4 separate regions of the Homo sapiens genome follow, and regions 1, 2 and 3 are each linked to region 4. The links are chromatin contacts, found by Hi-C or POLR2A ChIA-PET in ENCODE. All regions are on one chromosome and are shown on one strand. The core of a region is the stretch at or near the end of the contact, and the rest is flanking DNA. Distances in the headings are between cores, read along the strand shown.

Evidence for each region. Hi-C counts contacts between places; a loop is a spot of excess contacts on that map. ChIA-PET counts read pairs that join two places held with the same protein, here RNA polymerase II (POLR2A). Pooled maps may share reads with other maps.
Region 1: a loop to region 4 is called in a map of OCI-LY7, with 6 times the contacts of the local background. The contact joins two enhancer-like sites. A Hi-C loop is called at or near these places in 1 of 168 maps with a recorded cell type or tissue (OCI-LY7), 6 of 37 single-sample maps with no recorded cell type and 3 of 50 pooled maps.
Region 2: a loop to region 4 is called in a map with no recorded cell type, with 10 times the contacts of the local background. The contact joins the promoter of MPC1-DT here to the enhancer-like site in region 4. A Hi-C loop is called at or near these places in 3 of 37 single-sample maps with no recorded cell type and 2 of 50 pooled maps. POLR2A ChIA-PET finds 5 or more read pairs at or near these places in 1 of 52 experiments (T-cell).
Region 3: a loop to region 4 is called in a map with no recorded cell type, with 11 times the contacts of the local background. The contact joins two enhancer-like sites. A Hi-C loop is called at or near these places in 8 of 37 single-sample maps with no recorded cell type and 5 of 50 pooled maps.

The regions. Positions count from the first base shown.
Region 1 is chr6:160,740,298-160,746,115 of GRCh38, reverse strand. It overlaps PLG (plasminogen), which reads right to left. Exons shown (of 19, transcript NM_000301.5): 17 at 4,699-4,805. Among named protein-coding and RNA genes, the nearest start is that of PLG, 41 kb to the right of the region's middle. RefSeq lists an enhancer at 3,689-3,758. Within about 2 kb of position 3,780, at least 2 of the 41 ENCODE cell types and tissues checked have a DNase peak (open chromatin) inside an H3K27ac peak, as active enhancers do; they include OCI-LY7, where a contact is called at or near this core.
Region 2 is chr6:166,379,522-166,384,829 of GRCh38, reverse strand. It overlaps MPC1-DT (MPC1 divergent transcript), which reads right to left and starts at 1,652. Exons shown (of 1, transcript NR_189630.1): 1 at 1-1,652. MPC1 (mitochondrial pyruvate carrier 1) reads left to right here and starts at 1,890. Exons shown (of 5, transcript NM_016098.4): 1 at 1,890-2,024. The coding sequence starts at 1,954. RefSeq lists silencers at 1,218-1,957, 2,108-2,207 and an enhancer at 2,568-2,747.
Region 3 is chr6:161,027,571-161,032,953 of GRCh38, reverse strand. All of the region lies in intron 1 of MAP3K4 (mitogen-activated protein kinase kinase kinase 4), which reads right to left. Among named protein-coding and RNA genes, the nearest start is that of MAP3K4-AS1, 38 kb to the right of the region's middle. RefSeq lists an enhancer at 3,443-3,542. Within about 2 kb of position 3,258, at least 2 of the 41 ENCODE cell types and tissues checked have a DNase peak (open chromatin) inside an H3K27ac peak, as active enhancers do.
Region 4 is chr6:163,704,508-163,710,065 of GRCh38, reverse strand. No RefSeq gene overlaps it. Among named protein-coding and RNA genes, the nearest start is that of QKI, 290 kb to the right of the region's middle. RefSeq lists enhancers at 1,613-1,732, 3,215-3,284, 5,229-5,528. Within about 2 kb of position 1,335, at least 7 of the 41 ENCODE cell types and tissues checked have a DNase peak (open chromatin) inside an H3K27ac peak, as active enhancers do; they include OCI-LY7, where a contact is called at or near this core.

The DNA of each region.
Region 1 (5,818 bases), core at 2,531-5,030, 3.0 Mb after region 4:
GATCATCCTCAAGACACATAATCATCAGATTTTCCAAGGTCAAAATGAAAGACAGAATGTTAAAGGCAGCTAGAGAGAAAGGACAGGTCGTCTACAAAGGGAACCCCATCAATCTAACAGCATACCTCTCAACTGAACCCGTACAAGCTAGAAGATATTGGGGCCTATATTCAATATTCTTAAAAAATATCCACCCAAGAATTTCATATCCAGCCAAACTAAGCTTCCTAAGCAACAGAGAAATAAGATCATTTTCAGCTAAGCAAATGTTGAGGGAGTTGGTTACCACCAGAACTGCCTTACAAGAGATCTTGAAAGAAGCACTAACTATAGCAAGATGGCTACCAGCCAATACAAAAATATACTTAAATACGCAGACCAATGACACTATAAAACCATCACACAAACAAGCCAGCATAACAACACAATGAGGGCATCAAATTCACACATAGCAATACTAACCTTGAATGTAAATGGGCTAAATGCCCAACTTAAGAGGCACAGAGTGGCAAGCTGGATAAAAAGCAAGACCCACTGGTATGCTACCTTCAAGAGACCCATCTCACATGTAATGACACCCATAGGCTCAGAATAAAGGGATGGAGGAGAACCTACCAAGCAAATGGAAATCAGACAAAAAAGCAAGGGTTGCCATCCTAATTTCAGACAAAACAGACTTTAAACCAACAAAGACCAAAAAAGACAAAGAAGGGCATTACATAATGGTAAAGGGTTCAATTCAAAAAGAAGATCTACTATCCTAAATACATGTGAACCCAACACAAGAGCACCCAGCTTCATAAAGTTCTTAGAGACCTACAAAGAGACTTAGACGCCCACAAAATAATAGTGGGAGACTTCAGTACTCCACTGACAGTATTAGACAGATCATCGAGGCACAAAATTAACAAAGATATTCAGGACCTGAACTCAGCATTGGACCAAATGGATCTGATAGACCTCTACACAACTCTCTTTCCCAAAACAACTGAATGTACATTTTCATCACCATGTGGCACATACTCTAAAAATCAACCACATAATTGGACATAAAACAATCTTCAGCAAGTGCCAAAGAACCAAAATCATACCAAACACACTCTCAGACCACAGCACAATGAAATACCAGTCAAGACTAAGAAAATAACTCAAAACCGTACAATTACATGGAAATCAAACAACATGCTCCTGAATGACTTTTGGGTGAATAATGAAATTATGGCAGAAATCAGGAAGTTCTTTGAACTAATGAGAATAAAGATACAACATACCAGAATCTCTTGGACAGAGCTAAGGTAGTGTTAAGAGAGAAATTCATAGCACCAAATGCTAGCATCAAGAAGAAAGATCTCAAATTAAGAACCTAACATCACAATGGAAAAAATTAGAGAAACAAGAGCAAATCAACCCCAAAGCTAGCAGATGGCAAGAAATAACCAAAATCAGAGCTGAACTGAAGAAAGTCAAGACATGAAAATTCATTCAAAAGATCAACAAGTCCAGTAGTTGGTTTTTTGAAAACAGTAATAAGATAGGTAGGCTGCTAGCTAGGCTAATGAAGAAAAGGAAGATAAGACCAAAATAAACACAATTAGAAATGACAAAGGGGATGTTAGCACTGATGCCACAAAAATAAAAATAACCATCAGAAACTACTACAAACAGCTCCATGCACACAAACTAGAAAACCTAAAAGAGATGGATAAATTCCTGGACACATACACCCTCCCAAGACTGAACCAGGAAGAAATTGATTCCCTGAACAGAACAATAATGAGCTCCAAAATTGAATCAGTAATAAATAGCCTACTAACCAACAAAAGCCCAGGACCAGATAGATTCACAGCTGAATTCCACCAGATGTACAAAGAAGAGCTATGACCATTCCTACTGAAACCGTTCAAAAAAACTGAGGAGGAGGGTCTCCTCTCCAATTCATTCTATGAGGTCAGCATCATCCTGATACCAAAACCTGGCAGAGACACAAAAACAACAAAAAACTTCAGGCCAATATCCTTGATGAACACTGATGCAAAAATCCTTTACAAAATACTTGCAAACCAAATCCAGCAGCACATAAAAAAGCCAATCCATCGTGATCAAGTAGGCTTTATCCCCAGAATGTAAGCTTGGTTCAACATACATAAATCAATAAATGTGATTCATCACATAAATATAACTAAAGAGAAAACCCACATGATTATCTCAATAGATGCAGAAAAGGATTTTGATAAAATTTACCATCCTTTATATTGAAAACTCTCAATAAACTAGGTACTGAAGGAATATATCTCAAAATAATAAGAGACAGCTATGACAAGTCCACAGCCAACATCATACTAAATGGGCAAAAGCTGGAAGCATTCCCCTTGAAAACTGGCACAAGATAAGGATGCCCTCTTTCACCACTCCTATTCAACATAGTATTGGAAGCCCTGGTCAGAGCAATCAGGCAAGAGAAAGAAATAAAGGGCATCCAGATAGGAAGAGAGGAAATCAAACGATCCCTGTTGGCAGATGACATGACTCTATGTCTAGAAAACCCCATAGTCTCAGCCCAAAAGCTCCTTCAGCTGATAATCAACTCCAGCAAAGTTTCAGGATATAAAATCAATGTACAAAAATCACTAGCATCCCTTTACACCAACAACAGCCAAGCCCAGAGGCAAATCAGGAACACAGTCCCATTCACAAATGCCACAAAAAGAATAAAATATGTAAGAATACAGCTAACCAGAGAGGTAAAGATCTCTACAATAAGAATTACAAAACACTGCTCAAAGAAATCAGAGATGACACAAATGAATGGAAAAACATCCCATGCTCATGGATTGGAAGAATCAATATCATTAAAATGGCCATACTGCCCAAAGTAATTTACAGATTCATTGCTATTCCTATCAAACTGCCAATGATATTCTTCACAGCACTATTAAAAAACTACTTCAAAAATTTATATATAACCAAAAAGGAGCCAGAATAGCCAAGGCAATCCTAAACAAAAAGAACAAAGCTGGAGACATCACATTACCTGGCTTCAAACTATACTTCAGGGCTACAGTAACAAAAACAGCATGGTACTGGTAAAAAAAAAAAAAAAAAAAGACACGTAGACCAGTGGAACAGAATAGAGAGCCCAGAAATAAGGCCACACACCTACAGACATCTGATTTTTAACAAAGCTGACAAAAACAAGCAATGGGAAAATAACTCCCTATTCAATAAATGGTGCTGGGGTAACTGGCTAGCCATATGTAGAAGATGGAAACTGGACCCCTTTCCTTACACCATATACAGAAATCAACTCAAGATGGATTAAAGACTTAAATGTAAAATCCAAAAGTACAAAAATCCTGGAAGACAACCTAGGTAACACCATCCTGGACATAGGAACGGGCAAAAATTTCATGAAGATGCCAAAAGCAATCTCAACAAAGGCAAAAATTGACAAATGGGATCTAATTAAACTTAAGAGCTTCTGGACAGAAAAAGAAACTCTCAAGGGAGTAAAGGGAAAACCTAGAGAACAGGAGAAAATATTTGCAAACTATGCACCTGAAAAAGGTCTAATATCCAGCATCTATGAGGAACTTAAACAAATTTACAAGAAAAAAAAAACCCCATTAAAAAATGGACAGGGGACACTAACACACTTTTCTAAAGAAGACATGCCTGTGGCCAACAAACATATGAAAAAAAGCTCAATATCACTGATCGTTAGAGAAATGCAAATCAAAACCACAATGAAAAATCATCTCACACCAGCCAGAATGGCTTCCTAAAAAGTCAAAAAATAACAGATGCTGGCAAGGTTGCAGAGAAAAGAGAACACTAACAGCTGGTGGGACTGTAAATTAGTTCATCCACTGTAGAAAGCAGTATGGTGATTCTCAAAGAGCTAAAAGCAGAACTAACTTTCAACCCAGCAATCCTACTACTGGCGATATACCTAGAGGAATATAAATCATTCTACCCTAAAGACACATGCACATGAATGTTCATTGCAGCACTATTCACAGTAGCAAAGACATGGAATCACCTATATGACCATCAATGACACATTGGATGAAGAATATGTGGTACATATACACCATGGAATACTGTTTAGCCATAAGAAAGAATGAGGTAATATCTTTTACAGGAACATGAATGGAGCTGGAGGCCGTTATTCTTAGAAAACTAACACAGGAACAGAAAACCAAATACCACATGTTCACAGTTATAAGTGGGAGCTAAGTGATGAGAACTCATGGACACAAAGAAGAGAGCAACAGACACTGGGGCCTACTTGAGGGAGAAGAGTGGGAGGAGGGAGAGGAGCAGGAAATACTAAGAATTGGGTACTAGGGTTAGTACCTAGGTGACAAAATAATCTGCATGACAAACCACTGTTTACATATACAAGAAACTTGCACATGTACCCCTGAACCTAAAATAAAAGTTAAAAATTAATTAATTGAAATAAAAATGTTCTGAAAACAGAGAGAGAGAGAGAGACTCAAAGACACAGTTTTCCTCCCTTTGATCATGTGCCTTGAAGACTGATTAAGACATAGACAGGTGCCCAGGCAAAATCAGGAGTGGGGTGGACCACATTCATGGATAGGAATTTGCACAGCTTTCTCCAAAATGATCATTTTGTCACATGGACTGTAGGTCAAAACCAATTCGTTATGTGGGCAATGGAATTTATCTCACCTTGGGTTTCTCCCCAGCCAGTGATGAAACATTCGGTCCGGTCAGCGACCACATAATTTGGGGATGGCAGACAAGCTGGGATTACTTTGTCAGTGATGACGGCAGGACTGAAAGAAAAGCATCAGCAGTTATGTTTGACTGCTCTGCTCGCAGCTGCAGTACCCACAACCAGTCATCCCTGTCTTGAGGCCCCAGAGCCCTCTGAACTGGCACTGCCTTGCTTCACTGACACAGAGCAACGTAGAACACAGAGTTTCACCCTCACATTTGCCTGTGGTTGTCTATGGACTATGCAGATGTAAGGTTTCATTTGAAAGGCATCAGTTGCATGCAAGATACTGCTGGTGGCCTTCACCTTTGAAAGTAGGGATGACAAAGGCGCACTTCTCATGTATATTCTGTGCACAACTGGAATCTCATGCTGAGTGTGTCCTTTTACATTAATCGAATAGGGCATTGATCAGTGCATGGAATGTCTGACTGAGATGCCACCAAGAGGCTGTAAAATTGCAAATGTGTTGTGTGCCCAGAGCAACTTGCTCCATCCTTGGATCCTCCATTTCCTCCTCAGTGAATGTTACTACGCCATAGTTGTAAGAATCCAGTAAAATACTTGATACCAAATGAAAGAGGATTGGAAATAAGCCTTTTGCTTGAACAAAATGGTATTTGTTTTCAAAGAACATTCATATACTTTAGAGTCCCAGGGACTCTCAAACATTAGAACTCCGGTTTTTAGACCTGATTCTACTTTAGTAAGTTCAAGAGGATAAAGGATTGGAAATAAGAAATGCCCTATTCTGATCAAGAAACATCATCGTCACCAACTTTGAAGCAGGCACACTTTCTGCTTCTGAGCATCATCAGAAGGCCCAGCCTGTCATGCAGACGTCCTCACTCTACAGGTTCCCTGGTGGAGCACTAAATGCCCTAGACTCGGGGTGTGGGGATGTGGGGTGGGAACTCTAAACTCGAAATGTATCAGCCTATCAGAGAACTCCTCCAAAACCCAAAATTTCCAAATTACTTGTTCAAGCCATCAGAACACCCCAGCTCTCTGAGGATCATGAGGAACGGGGACCTTCTATTTGCACATTTGCTGGGATGGCGGGGAGGACAC
Region 2 (5,308 bases), core at 403-2,902, 2.7 Mb before region 4:
AAAGATATTTCATATCAGCACATAAAGAATTCCTTTATTCCTAATGGCTGTATACTAATCCACTAAACGGATGCACCATAATTTATTTAACTCTCTCCCTATGGGTAGATATGTAAACTCTAATCTTTCCATACTAAAAACAATGCTGTACACATGAAATTGCACAAACTGGCTTGTCTATCCTAGGAAATCTCTAGATGGGCTTGCTGGATCAAAGGGGATGTCCATTATTAACACTAATACACTGCGGGTCACTAATGTTGAGAATTCCTGTTCACCAAAGGCATTTCTTTTATTTTTTATTTTAGAGACAGGATCTCCCTCTGTTGCCCAGGCTGGAGTGCAATGGCACAATCTCGGATCACTACAACCTCCACCTCCCGGGTTCAACCGATTCTCACGCCTCAGCCTCCCGAGTAGCTGGGATCACAGGAGCGCATCACCACGCCTGGCTAATTTTTGTATTTTCAGTAGAGATGAGGTTTCACTATATTGGCCAGGCTGGTCTCAAACTCTTGACTTCAAGTGATCCACCTGCCTCAGCCTCCCAAAGTGCTGAGATTACAGGCGTGAGCCACCGCACCCGGCTACCAGAGGAATTTTGTTATATTTATTTGTTTTTTTTGGAGACAGGGTCTTGCTCTGTTGCCCAGGCTGGAATGCAATGGCGCAATCTTGGCTCATTGCAACTTCCGCCTCCCGGGTTCAAGCGATTCTTCTGTCTCAGCCTCCCAAGTAGCTGGGACTACAAGCACATGCCACCACGCCCAGCTAATTTTTTTATTTTTAGTAGAGAGGGGGTTTAACCGTATTGCCCAGGCTGGTCTCGAATTCCTGACCTCAGGTGATCCGCCCGCCTCGGCCTCCCAAAGTGCTGTGATTACAGGCGTCAGTCACCGCGCCCGGCCACCAGAGGCATTTTAAATGATCGTCCACATTAGAAACAAAACGAAACGAAACAACTTGGAAAAGTGAGCAAAAGCCTTCAATGTGTTCTTTTCTCTGCCTTTGTGATCCGAAAGTCGTGCTGCGGTTTATATACTCCTAGGCGAGGGTCGCGTGCTAATGATCCCTTTCTTTTCAATATGCACCCGCGGTGGGACTTACAGAACCTTTATTTTCAACACGTAAGCAGTCACGCTTCCTCGAGCCTAAGGCTTTGTGCTATTCTTAAATGCTTTCCTCCTCCGACGCTGCGGCTCCCTCCTGAGCCCGTAGCTGCAGCGCGTTGGTGAGGAGCGCCGGCCCTGGGTGCCGCCCGCCACCCTGGAGGGACCGGTCCGGGGGAAAGTGCTCGGGAGAAGCCAGGGGCCCCGGCTGCGGTCGCTGGCCCGGGGCTCTGCGCACTCCCCAGTGCCCGGAAACCGCAGGCTGGCCCAGCTTGCGGGCCGGGTCCGCCCACGTGGGTGTGGGAAGCGCAGGGGACGCGGGCCGCCCGGCCAAGGTGCCCTTGCCAGGAACCGGCGCAGACACAGGCCCTGGGCGGCGCGGGAACCCGGCCAGTCCCACCGCGCGCTGCGCCGCAGGGGCCCCACTGCAGGTCGCCCCAAGACCGCGCGACGCTCGGCAGGGCGCCCACAGTCCTGTGGGTCAGAGAAATGTCACCTCCACGTCCCCGCTGGCCGGGAGCCGCTGGAGCCTAGCAACCGCCTGCCAGCCCCGGCCCAGCCCCAGCCGTTTTACGGCAGCGGGCCCCGCCCCCGTGCGCCACCGAGGGCGGGAAGGAGGCGTGCGGCACGAGCCAGCCAGTCCGCGCCACCATCTCTGGCCCTGCGCCCTGTCATTGGCCGAGAGCCGGGCGGCGCGGCGCGGCCGTAAGGCGTGGCCGGGTGTCGTGAGGCGGGCCTTCGGGCTGGCTCGCCGTCGGCTGCCGGGGGGTTGGCCGGGGTGTCATTGGCTCTGGGAAGCGGCAGCAGAGGCAGGGACCACTCGGGGTCTGGTGTCGGCACAGCCATGGCGGGCGCGTTGGTGCGGAAAGCGGCGGACTATGTCCGAAGCAAGGATTTCCGGGACTACCTCATGAGGTGACGAGCGCCGCAGGCCGAACCCCGCAACCCGGAGGGGCTCCCGGGAGGCTGCGACCCGTGCAGTCCGCGACGAGGGCGGCCGCGAGGACGCGGTGGCCCCGGGCAGCGGGTGGGCCGGGGCCCAGGCGAGAGGGTGCGCTTGTCAGGGGGGCCCCACCCGGATCCCTCCCGGACCGCCACACCCCGAAGCGGACGGCGTAGAGAGCCGGTGACAGTGGGCGCCTTTCAGGGCGGGGGTGACAGTGGGCGCCCCTCAGGGCGGGGGTGACAGTGGGTGTCCTCTCCCGGCAGGGTGACAGTGGGCGCTCCTCAGGGCGGGGGTGACAGTGGGTGTCCTCTCCCGGCAGGGTGACAGTGGGCGCCCCTCAAGGCAGGGGTGACATTGAGTCCCCTTCAGGGAGTGGGTGACGGTGGGCGTCCCTCCTGGCCAAGGTGACACTGGGGACGCCTCTCCTGGTAGGCATAACAGTGGACGCCCTTCCCGGCCAGAGTGGCAGTGGGGACCTGGAGGGACGAAAGCGACGGCGCTCCTCAGGACAGGGTGACCATGGGGACGCCTCTCCCGGCAGGGGTGACAGTGGGCGCCCCTCAGGGCAGGGTGACCCGGCAGGGGTGACAGAGGCTCGTTCCTCTCCCATGGTTGGCAGTGGGCACGTCCCTCCGGGCCAGTTGACAGTGGCTCGCTCCTCCGGGCGGGAGTGGTTTCCTGGCCGGTTTCTACCAGATCCTCGGAGTGGGTCGCCGGTCACCTGCGGCCGTCCAGGTGTGCCAGAGGCGGCGACCTGGGTGTGGGGTGGGGAGACGCCAGCGGGAGGCGCTGCTGAGAGCGCGGCGCGGCGCTGTTGGAGCGGAGCTTCGGGTGCGCCCAGCGCGCTTCTGGGACAGCGGAAATAAAATGTGCTGGCCTTGGGTTCGCCTTTCGGTTTTCTCATTCTAAGGACTTTAAGCTTGGGAGGAAGTACAATTTAAGATGTTTTTATATACGAAATTCTGTCAACCAAAGTAAAGTGACGTGTCTCTAAGGTCATACTTTTTCTTCTTGTTCTATTTTCTGTTAACTCCTCCTTTCCAGTTAGAAACAAAGAGCATTCGCGGTTGGAAAGCCTGAAAATACACTTTCTATAATTTATTTGCACCTCTCATCTTGGGGCGCTTGCTTTTATTTCAAAATATTGAATATAACTTTGAAGCAGTTTTAGGTTATTTAGGAGTGTAATTTTAGTTAGTTTTTCAGTGTATGATTTTAAAACCTAGGTACGTGTACAGCTGCGGTTTTTTTTCGGTAGTTAATAGTGTGGTCAAGAGGTAAAGAGATGAAAGCTGAGGAGGAATAAATCCTGTTATAACCACACAAAAGGGATAGTATGAAGGCAACTTGATTTTAGCAATAAAAAAGTTTTAAATCCTGAATTTTATTGCAAATACTGTTTACTTCTACTTTTATAGAGCAGTAGGGTAGGAAAAATAATTCAGTCTGCCATATGGTAAACTTGTAAACAGAAGCTTCACTTCTGACTTTCAAAAAAAGACATTTCTATGCTTAAATAGAACTACTATTAATTAAGATGGGTGTTTAGCACTGTGGAGCACAGCAATGTATCAGATTAATGGTAGTAAAAATGTGAACAAGGTAGCAGTCTGAGGGTATGCTCTCAATCCTTGCTGTTAAGTTTCTCTACAGCTTTGAATATTACTTTAGCTTTTTACTAATGTGTTGGATACTGAGCCTTCCTAATAGGTACAGCTAAGGATAACATTGTGTGGTAAAATTAAAAATACAGTTATGACACCTAGCTATATAAAAATTATGCTGATAATTACTTAACCGTTTTCTTTTCTTTTTTTTTTTTTTTTTTTTTTTTTGAGACAGAGTTTGTCTCTTGTTGCCCAGGCTGGAGTGCACTGGCACTATTTTGGCTCATCCAAACCTCCGCCTCCTGGGTTCAAGTGATTTTCCTACCTTAGCTTCCCAAGTAGCTGGGATTACAAGCATGCACCACCACGCCAGGCTAATTTTGTATTTTTAATAGAGACGGGGTTTCTCCATGTTGGTCAGGCTGGTCTCGAACTCCCGACTTCAGGTGATCCGCCCACCTCGGCCTCCCAAAGTGCTGGGGTTAGCAGGTGTGAGCCACCATGCCCGGCCCTAACAGTTTCATTACATAGGAAGAATTTGTTAAATATATTTTCAAGGAAGAGAGTTCTGCTTTTCTAAGTGTTATATTTTCTTCTACTAAATGGGTTTCCAAGAGCCAGGCTTTTCAATAGGATACTTCAGTATATCATCTAACCTTTTTTTCTAAAATTAACTTTATGTAGCTTTAAATTTTTATACTTTCTCCAGTATTTAATTCAATTACACTTTGACTAAATAAGGAAAAGAAGAGAATTGCATTACTCGGAACAGTGTTGCCTGGTAGAGCACCACACTAAGATTCAGAAGAATGACTTACAGTCCAGGATCCCCAGCAAGTTGATCCCAGCAGACTTTATTTGTCCATCAAATGGGTTTAATGATAATGCTCTTTTTGGGTTATCAAGAAAATTAAATTGGATAAGGGATGTGAAAATACTTGGAAACTCCAAATCACTCTACATTTTATTATATCCTTCTGTTTTTGCAAGCGAAAACATTTTTTAAAGTTTACAGTTATTTAGAAAGTTAAAATCTTGTGTGAGCTATAAAGCTCTATGATCTTGAACTGAAATTATTTTTGAAAGGTGAACACGTGATGTGAAACATTCAGCTGATCTGTTTACCCTGCCATTCTTGGCAGCAGTGGGAATTCATGCTAGGTCTGCCAAACAGTGATTGAGGGCCAGTTTGAGGTCAGGTATCAACACTCTGACCAGAAGCTTTTTATTTTAGTGTTTCCTGCCCTAGAAAGAGAAACATTTCTTCCTAGAACATATCAGAGGAAAGTACTTCCTATTTGTTCTTCCAAGCTTTACGCTTACAGCCCGGCTTTTCTTTAGCAAAGGAGAATAAAATATAAAGCAGAAAACGTCATTGTATCTCTTTTCTTCTAATCAGAAACAAGGTTCCATCCCTTCCTCTTTTTACTTCATCAGTTGCCTGTTGTACACACTTTGCATCCTCTGCATTCTTTTTGTAGCCTACTGAAGGGGTCTAGAGGTTTTCTCAACTAAAGCTGTTCTAGAATTTTAAAAATTAATAACATAATTGAGTTTTTCAGCATAAATTTAAAATCATATTTTACACAGATTATAAATTTATTTCAATCATGTTTTATGAATCAAGTTGAACATTCTTACTAAAC
Region 3 (5,383 bases), core at 2,009-4,508, 2.7 Mb after region 4:
ATTTTTTAATAACTGCATTTTAAAGACCACTCTAAATACTTTATGAGAGTACACATGTGCTCCTAAACATATGTGTACACACAAGACATGCGAGTTAAATGCCCTGAAAGCTAACTTCAAACCATGTGCAAATTTAGAAATACGTTTTAAATGCACCTATTTCCTTAAACTACATTATTTAAGTCTCATAACATCACACAATAAAGTGTAATCTTACAGATTAACTTGAAATTTCTTACACCCACTTCTTCTATACTCACTGTGTAATAGTTGATTTGACTGATTAAAGAACATGGCTATAAGCACCAAAATCATTTATTTATTTTCCATGTGTTGCAGTGGTTAATAACACTGTTTGGAATGAAAAGCAGCATAGCCTTGGTGGTGTAGTAGACCCACGTTTAAATCCTAGCTGTACTGCCTATTAGCTGGGTGGACCTTGGACAAATTTTCTCTCTGTGTACATTTACAAAATAAGGATAATAAATACTTAGACTTATAAATACTTATTCCTATGAGGATTAAACCCAATAATGTACACTTAACAAAAGAGTCAGAATATAGTAAGTGTTCACTAAATGCTTGATACCATTCATATCACAGGCCTTGGGAGGTCACTGTGCTCAGTGAGGGAACCTGAGTTCTTGCTCATCTATCTGCTTCACCTTAAGAGAGAAGCTCACCTAGGAGTTGAGCATGGTGTAGGCCTGGAAGCACTTTTAACATCTGAAACATCTGCTGAATTCTTTCGAACTCAATATTATAAGGTTTCTGTTTTCATTTAATTTCCACACTTAATATACTTAAAGGAAACACTAAGAAAAGACTATATTTTATTACTTTTGAATCTCCAGGACTGTCCAGCATAGGGCTCTCATTCAGTGCTTTTCATAATAATGCACTTAACACATAAGAATGGTAACTGCCAGGAAACTATAGCATAAATGTTTAGTCAGTTAAATACATCAAAGCCAGACAGCAGTGAATAACAGGATAATTAGAAAAATGAAGTCAGATACGAAATAGCAAACAAAATCTCTTTCAAAACACATCCTTTGTGGTGAGGAGGAATGTGAACTCAGAAGCTAAGGCCATGTCTCAGCCGTCCTGGTGGGTGAAGCATCCATTATTGAATCTTTCTAAGACTATTAAGACTAATAATCTGGAATTTTAAAGGTCTACATTCTAACCATTTCAGGAAATTCAGTTGTAAAGGTGTTTTTAAAATTAAAGTAATGGAAACAAAGGGCTACGAAAAATATAAAATGGTCTGTTTTGCTAGTATCTAGCAGTACTGTGTGGATGATGAATTAATGCAATGCAGAGTGAAAGTGGAGGAGAATTGTTGTGAGGAGGGACTGATAATATCAAACCTCAGTGATCCAAATATCAAGCCCCCCGACCTGAGGAGCGTCACGATCTAAAAAGACAAGCACAGCTGATTTTTTAAAAATAAATAAAGAAGTACCTTTGTGGGATCTACATGCCATGGGAATTGAGTCCTGTGCTTTAGCAGATAAAGAGGGTCTAAGAAAGTACATATAATAAAAAGGCTAACTTTTATGAAGACTTTACATTGGGGACCCAGAAGAATATTTGTGTTGTGCTAACCTCCAACTGTAGACAAATTATTTCTCTACACATGGAAAAATTAATGTGGCTGTACTGTCAAATAAAAGTACAAGAATAAATCCTTGTAATAATTCTATAGAAGCTAACAGTCCCTTGTTTTCCGATCTGCATTTATTACAAAACCAAAAGTCATCTGTCTTATCCTTATACATTCACATAGACACAATGAACAACTACTGACTTCAAAGTATTTCTAAATTATCTAATTATTCTAGCAGTAAACATTTAAAAATCACACTGAAACGAAGATGAATACTGTCATAAACAAAATATTAAAATAAGACAAAACACAGTATATTTTATCCTTCCTTACCCATTAAGCATCACAGAAAACGAGTTAGGAAAATGTCATATGGTACTACCAGCCACTATACTTATAATTCGTAATTAAAATGAATTTAATATTTTCTTAGGATTTACTTAATGCAGTCAACATGGTATTCTCACTTGTTGGAAAAGATACTGGTTTACATTCCATCCAAGCAACTTAGTAACACCTACATGTCAGAACAAAATCCAACAGTATTTAAAGAAACTTTCTTTTAAAAAGAGTCTAGCACCTAATAAATAACATTCACAACGTTTTCCATCCTATCAAAAAATTACCAGCCAAGTGCAATGGCTCATGTCTGTAATCCCAGCACCTGGGGAGGCTGAGGTGGGCAAATTGCTTGTGCTCAGGAGTTTGAGACCAGCCTGGACAACATGGCAAAACCCCATCTCTACAAAAAATACAAAAAATTAACCAGGTGTGGTGGCATGCACCTGTGGTCCCAGCTACTCAAGGAGACGGAGGCGAGAGGATCACTTGAGCTGGCACCACTGCACTCCAGCCTGGGTGACAAAGCAAGACCCTGTCTCAATCAAACAAACAAACAAACAAACAAAAATACCAAAGAAAAAAATATATGATCCAAACCAGGAGAAAAACCCAAAGAAACAGACCAGAAATGACTCAAGTAGACATTATAATGATAAAAAATATATCTGAAATATGGGTTTAACAGCAGACCAGACACAGCAGAAAAACATCAGTGAACTTGAAGACACAGCAACAGAAACTATTGAAAATGAATCAGAGAGAAAAAGATTGGGAGAAATAAAAAAACAGGGTACCAGTGCCCTGTGTGACAGTATCAAGCAGTTTAACCATGTGTTACTGGAGTCCAAAACTAGAGAAGGGAGGCACAGAAACAAATCTCTGAAGAAGGGCTGAAAATTTTTCAAATCTGGAGAAAACCATAAGCTCGCAGATCCAACAAACTCTGAGCTAAAGAACTATAAAGAAAACTCCCAGTCTGTTGTTATGTACATCATAACCAAATTGCTGAAAACCAATGACGAAGAGAAGAATATTAAAAGCAGCCAGAGAAAACTTAGTTTGAGGGCCTTAGCTTAGAAGTAACATATTAATAGGAGGGAAAGAAATCAAGCAAAGTTTTATTCTTTTTTCTTTAAAACAAACAAACAAACAAACAAAACACTTATACACAAAATCCAGAAAAATACTAGTGGTAAGTTCAAAAGAACTTGCATCATTTCAATTAACTAACCGTAAGCATCCAAAACCTCATTTTGTAATCGTTCATGTGAGATGAGCTAATGTGGTCAGCCGACCAGTTCAGAATGTTTACATGTATACCAATGATTTGGGATGAGCAAAGTAGTACAAGGTCTACATCAGCTGCCCTGAAACATTTGTCTTACTTGTGTTTAATAACATGCAAATGTGAAATGTCTTTCTGGTACTAAACTTCTGACAGTCACGTAAAACATTTCACTCTTTTACCATAAAACCCTGCTAAAGTACTATTATTACACTACAGTCTGGTCTAGGCAAAGTATGTCTTGAACTCAACCCAAGGGAGTTTGGTGTAGGTTTTAGAGGAAAAATGTGTGAAAAGAAAACAAAACAAAAATTCAAGTTACTTAGGGTTAAATAGTTCTGCTCTGACATATTAGGTAAACCACAATGGTGCCTGAAATAGCTATCTGTAAAATGATGAAGTCGGATTAGATGAGTCTGAAAACATCTGTGGTTCTGCAAAAGCCACCCCTGCCCCCCAACACCACCCCCGCCAAAAAAACCCAAAACACTTCATTTAGCGACATCCTTCGAAATAAATGGATATTTTAACCACTTGTGAAGTATAATATTCATCTGTATGAAGTTCTCTCATCCACCTCCACCTATTCTCTATTAGGTAATAAGTATTAGGGAGATTTCTGCTATTGGGGGAAAGAGAGGAGGGACATAGGCAGAAGGGATAGATTTTCTAGGTTTCCTTTTTCTTTAAACAATGTGTATAGCTTGCTTGGCCTGAAGTATTAATCAAAGGGAGCTAAGCTCAGTTTGAGGTTGTATGTTTGGTTCATACTACAAGAGCCAATTTATTAATAAGTTATCCATATTACACGAGTCAATTTATCAATGTTAGTTATCTTTATCATCAATCTACAGCTGAACATTTATCAGCTCACCTCCAGGTGAACGGTCAAACCTCGAGCTTATCCAACATGTACTATCTAACTTTTGCACTGTTTCAGAGCATAGGGTCTTTACAAACCTAACTAATCTTGCTTATTTTTCAAGATAGACATTTAGACTTGTTTTTTAATGAAAATTCATCTTTTTAAAACAAATGTAGATTTAAAAAAAAAAAGATTTCCTATGGAAATGAATAAGAAGCTATCTCCCCAACAATTACTGAAGAGCAGGAGCCTGTCATCCTTACCACTGCTTCTCCGGTGTCTAGAACAGTGGCTGGTGCAGATTATGTGTTCAAAACTACTTGCTGATTGAATAAACAAATCAAGTAAGTTTATCTTCTATACTTTGGATTTAATCATTATCCAAATCCTTTTAAAATACAATAACATTTCACTATTTTTAAAATATATTTTTTAAAGGCTACAAGAATGAAGGATTGTTGATTTTTGCCAATAATGAAATCCCTACGCCCCCACACTTACTAGTAAGAATACAAGTTTTAATCAAATTATTGTTTTCTTGTAAACACTTTAATTTAGAAGTCTTATCCAATGCCACTGGAACTTGTGCTTGGACAGTTAATTAAACATACATACAAAAACATTAACAATGAAACATGCAGACAAAAAAAATATACTGTGGCAGCTGTTACTTTGGGGGTCCCTGATGAAACCGGCCTCCTCATGGTCACAAACCTGCATATCTACGCTTGAATGTGGAATGACTTTGTGACTGCTTTAACCCAAGCAATGTAGCAAAAATGACACTGGACCAGTCCCGGGCCTAAACCTTAAGAAGGCCACCTGTGTACTGCTGGGAAAGCTAGCCACCAGGTAAGGAGCCCAACTTAGGTGGAGAAGTGCATGAAGGAGAAGCTAGCTAGCCCAAACTTGGGGAGCTCCCAGCTGACAGCCAGCACCAACTTAACTTGCTAACCCTATGAGTGAGGCTATTTTGGATCTCCATTTGTCCCTGCTCTGCAGCCAACACCGTAAGTAGCAGAAAAACCACTCAATACCATGACAGCTAATAAATGGTTTTTATTTTAAGCTGTTAAACATTGGTATGGTTTGTTAAACTGTAATATGTAACTGCCACACATACAAACCTTACATTTTATTTTTGCTTTAAACCCATGAGTGGGTTTTAATCAACCACTACTTTAATGAGGGCTACAGCCTTGTCTTTTAGTGCGGGTCCACTGATGGAAGTTCCGAGTCAACTCTCTGGCTTATCAGATGTTGCACAATGCATCATCTA
Region 4 (5,558 bases), core at 86-2,585:
ACTCTAGGTTCTGCCCTGGGCTGCCCAGATCCAGCCAGGAAGAGCCCAGGGTTGGCAGGGGATGAGACGTGGGGGCTCCATTGACTGAGCTGCCTAAGTACACGCTGCTGCCTTCCATCCTGCACCCCTTCCCTGCTTGGCCACAGTCAGAGCCAAACTGGAATGAACTGCACTGAAGAGAGAAGTGGCTGCCTCCCCTCCCTCCCTGGGCCACAGCCCTGGCTTCCTCTCCTACAGGAAGGGAGGTAAAGCCGCTCCTTATGAAGGATGTGGACTCAGGAGGGGCCACACACAAAGGGGAGCCTGTCACATGGGGGGAGCAAGTCAGGATGTTACTAACAATCAAAAGCTTCCTTCAAAGGTTCCTGTTTAATTAAAAATTTCAAAGCGTAGGACTTCCAACCTGCTGGTCTCCCCAGGACACCCTGAGGGTCTCAGGGGAGGGTGCACTCAGACAGATGGTGCCTCCCCACCCTATCAGCCACCCCGGCCTCTCTCCTCAGTATCTCCAATATAGGGTTACCTCTTAGGTGGTCCTAGAGAACATTTTATTCTAGTGGTCACCTGGCTGAATGCACAGACGTCCCCTGGGACATCTTGCTGGCGCAGAGAGGGGGGCCTGAGGATACCATCACGGGCAGGCACCGTTCCCAGGACAGGGAGAGAGGAAGCAGATTCGTGCCCTTTCTTCATGGTGGGCTCATCACTGAACAGAAAGGAAATCACTGTCAGTCACTCCAGCTGCCAACCTGGGTCTCCCTTCTGCTGCTGCTGGGTAGCAGGCAGTTTTGGTGACCCCAGGTCATGCACCCAGGGGGATTTATTGCCAAGGTTCCTGGAGGACATCTGCCCCCACTGTTCCCTTTGGAGCGTCTCAGTAAGAGAACCCGTAATGTCTAAAAATAGTGCATGTCAAACTTCATAAGGTTCTAGAAAGAGGCCTAAGTATAGTTATCCACTAATAAATTAAGCCGATTTTGAGAAAGATTAGCTATAGGGGGCCTTCTCAAGATTTGATTACGAAGATAAAGTGCTGTATTAAAATATTACAGACTATTTGTAAAGCAGTATGGCACATAAAATGAATCTCAAAATAATAGTAAACATTTAAATAGCATGGATCTTTTTGCCTTGTATTTTATAATCATTTTTCAATCCTTATTATACTAAAAGCCCAGGATTCTCATTTTGTGGATATGGGGAAAAAAAAAAAAAAGCAAGTCTAAGCAAATAACAAGAAATCTGGTTTCACAACTCCTAGCCCAGTTAAGTTCTCGGGACAGAATGAGGTCCAACGTGGTCAACAAACATGACATCATGCCACCCACGAGCTGGACACGCGACACCTGGGGCTCCAGCTGGCCATGCAAAAGGGTGAGGTCTCCATCCCTCCTTCCGTGACAAAAGTAAGCTCTCCTTTCTGAAGAGCCCTCAAGCCAGAGACTGAACCCCCAAATAAAAATACAACAGAGGTCAGCTCTGAGAAACCAAAATGACTCATCACCTCACCTCCTGTCCTAAGTCCCTGGCTTCTCACACTCTCCCCTCTTGACTGTGTTTCGAGGCAAGGAAAATACCTATCATTGCCAATTATGGAACCTGTTACCAATGAAGGCCACCTTGGCTGCAAACTTATCTTTGATATGGGACATTCTCCATTGCTTGTGGTGGAGAGAACAGACCCTTTTCCCTTCTATGGTAATATGCCCCAATGGAGGTTTTCCACCACGTGAATAATCTAGACGACAGGTTTTCTGTGTAGCATCTTATGCCAATCTACGTCCCTCGTGCACAGCTTTGGAGAAGGGTCCATAGCTCTGTCTAGAGGCCCGTCCACCCTGAGCCCAGAACATCTCCATCCCTCAGGCGGCCGCCTGCAGCAGTGCAGCTGGAGGAAGTAAGTATTTTAGAGCATGTTTTCATACCTTGCTACTAGAGAAGTGGCAAAGCACTCTTGTTTTTGAGAAGTGATAACCTCTTAGAGATGAAAAAGGAAAAAGCTAAGGGGAAGCACTGAGCTGGGGAAACTCTTACAAATCAAGAATCTTATAGCAGAAGAGTTTTGCTTCTTTTGGAAACTGAATCAGTGTCACTAGTGGAATTACACCCCCGTGGGGGATGGGGGGGCACTGTTGTCTGGCAAACAGTGCAAGTCATTTGTCACACCTAAACACGACTAGGTTACCCTCAGCTACACCGTGTCTCCCACCGTGTGACCTGTGATTTCTTCCTGCTCTCCTTTCCATCTGTGTCCATAAAGACTTGGAGTGAGATCCGGTTTGCTTTTCTGCCTCCTCTGTCCTATTTGCCAGAGAAAACATTCTGGAATTCCTCCCAGGAACCTTCCCCCAGTGGTTTCTGTCCAGCCATCCGCATTCTGTCCTTTGGGGAAATATTTCTCCTACCATTCTGCACCAGCAGGTGTGCTAACGTAAGCCTGTGCACGAGCACCACTTTGCCTGAAGATCACATCTGTCACAGGAGTGTCTGTTCTGTGGACAACACTGAGGAACGCCTCTCTTTCCTCATGCCAAGCCACTAGCCCTCCACAGACACTTTCTAAAAACTGCCACCCACATCACAAATGGCTGCTTTTACTTCTCTCTCTACTCTCCCAGCTCGTTTTAAATGCTCCAGCTTAAATTTATCACATGTCCTCACTGGAGTTTACGGATAGCTTCTAATGTACCCTAATTCTAGAGTTATGGGAGAGAGGAGCAAATAAAGTACAGGATGTGGCTAAACCAATTTGTAAAAGGAAAGGAAAAAAATGCAACCCAGGCAGAAAACAACGGCATTCTTTTCCTATTAAATGTAAAGCAAATATTAAACTCCTGCAAGGATTTTAGAATTTATATCCATACCCATGCATTTATATCCTAATTGCTCATCACTATGGGAACCAGGTATTTTTGACTGATACTTTAAATATAATAAAGACACAAAAGAAAAAAATAGATCCAGCTTTCTGGGTGTAGACATTTTTCTAGGTGGTGCTTAATGAATTTAAGCTTCTGAGAGATGGTTTGTATTCATTGGATCCCCTATCCTGATACCAGACCCTAGTTCCTTGGTCTTAAACTGCAAGGATCAGACTCGCCTGGAGGCTTGTGAACATCCAGACTGGTGTGGGGCACCGCCAGAGTGTCTGACTCACTGGGTCTGGGAGGGGCCCAAGAGCCTGCAGTTCTAACAGGTGCTATAGATGCTGCTAGCTTAGGGCCCACTTTGAGAACTGGCTGCTTAGCTCAGTGTTTTGAGAATTAATAAGAGAAGGACACGTGGGAGATGAGACTCTGACATTAAGGATCACACCAAAATACCTCTACGCCCTTCGCCGAAGTCCTCACTTGGTGTCTTCATGTGCATATTCAAAACTCTGGAATTCAAGTTAATAATAAGAGCATGGAGGCCTATGCTCTATGAAATGTCCTGACAACATCCCTAACTTATCTCAAAGAGACTTACTACACATTGAATTTAGGTTTCACAGGGAAGTTTTTGCATGTTAATTAAATGCCAATTGATTACTAAAGGCAAATCCACTGAGGATTAACTAATGTCACTGACATGGACTTCTGACATAACTGCAAAATCCAGTGCTTAACAGATAGTAACAAGCTGTCTCATTAGAAATCAAATGACTATGGAAGAAATCATGTTTAAATGTGGGTATTTTTCATCGTGAGATTTGCTGACACATGGCAGCAAACAGACTTGATTTGGGATAACATTTTCTAACTATTGTCCTTAGCCTGCCGTGTTTCTGAAGCTGCTCCTGCCACAGCAGAATGCCTCTAATGGATGACCCCCCACTTAGGACAGCACTGACTCACCCACGCAAATCCAAAGTGTGGTGCATGCAAATTTTAGCCTCGAGTTCTAGTCTCAGAGCACAAAATAGTAACAACTACAACAAAAATAACAGCACCACGCACTGAGTCTACTGTGCTTCATGTACTACATGAAAGAGGAACCGCAACACCAATATTCCAGTCAACGGAAACGGGGCTCAAAGGGACTAAAGAGTGGACTGACCAAGGTGACACGTGCAAGTCAGTGGTGGAGCTAAGATCAAAGCTCTTCGCTTAATCACTACAGATATATTAAATATTAAACATTTACAGTCTACACAGTCTCTATTTTGTTGAAGATTTTTATGTGGTACATAATAGAATCATTTTACATGATACATAATGGAATATTTATTACGTTTTACAAATAAAACTGAGGCCGAGTGAGATTGGGAGAGTTACACAAATTCACAGAGGAAGTCCATAAAATGCCATGATTCTAACTAGACTACAAAGCCCCCTCTAAGCTCTGTCATTGCTCTTGGAGAATCCATTCGTGTGCTTCACTTGGTAAGTTCAGAGGTACTTACAAAATGCCTTCTATGTGCTAAACACTGGCAAAATGAACTTGCTGATAATTTTTATGACTGATCAACTTGAATGATGAGCTCCTATAGATTAAAGATGGCCACGTGTTCTTTGATGCGCTTCCCTATTAAGGGGAAACTATTTCCCCTCCCACAGGAATTCTGGGCTAGTCTGAGGCCCAGTAATTATATCCCAATTACTCATCACTATGTTTACCAGGTACTTTTGACTGGTACTTTAAATATTATAAAGACACGAGAGAAAGAAAAAATTGCTGGCCAGGTGCGGTGGCTCACGCCTGTCATCCCCACACTTGGGGAGGCTGAGGCAGGTGGATCACTTGAGGCCAGGAGTTCGAGACCAACCTAGCCAATATGGTGAAACCCCGCCTCTACTAAAAATACAGAAATTATCCAGGCATGGTTCTCAGCTACTCGGGAAGCTGAGGCATGAGAATCACTCCAGGAGGCAGAGGTTGCAGTGAGTCGAGAGTGCACCACCGCACTCCAGCCTGGGCGACAGAGTGAGAATCTGTCTCAAAAAAAAAAAGAAAGAAAGAAAAAATTGACAAGATACAGACTGCTGGGTGTAGGCATTTTTCTAGGTAGTGATATAGTAAGTTTAAGCTTTTGAGGGACAAAAGAGAAGGAGACTAATCTCTTTAGTCTTCTATATAACTCATCATTCAAGTTGACCAATCATAAAAATTATCAGCAAATATATATTTTGTCAGTGTTTAACACATAGCAGGCATTTTGTAAATTGCTCTTAACTCACTGAGTGAAGCACAGAGGTTGATTATCCTAGAGAAATGACAGCTGAGAGGGGGCTTTGTAGTCTAGTTAGAGTGCATTTTATGGACTTCCTCTGTGACTATTCAGCTTTGACTAACAGGGTATGGTGAAGTGACTGCAGGCCAGTCCACAGGCTTCAAAAGGACAGGCAGCTTCCACCTTGGTCTCCTGGAGCCCTGTGCTGCCAGGTAAGAGATCTGACAGTCCCGCCTTAGAGGCTATGGGGAGGCCCTGAGATGACATGGGGAAGCTGAGGTATCAGCTGAGCCCAGGCTTCCTATCCCTACCAGAGTGCTGGGCCTCTGACAGAAGCCTTCTTGAACCCCCAGGCCAGCCCAGCTACTAGCAGAAAAATTTCAGGTGTCTGAGCCCATTCATGCTG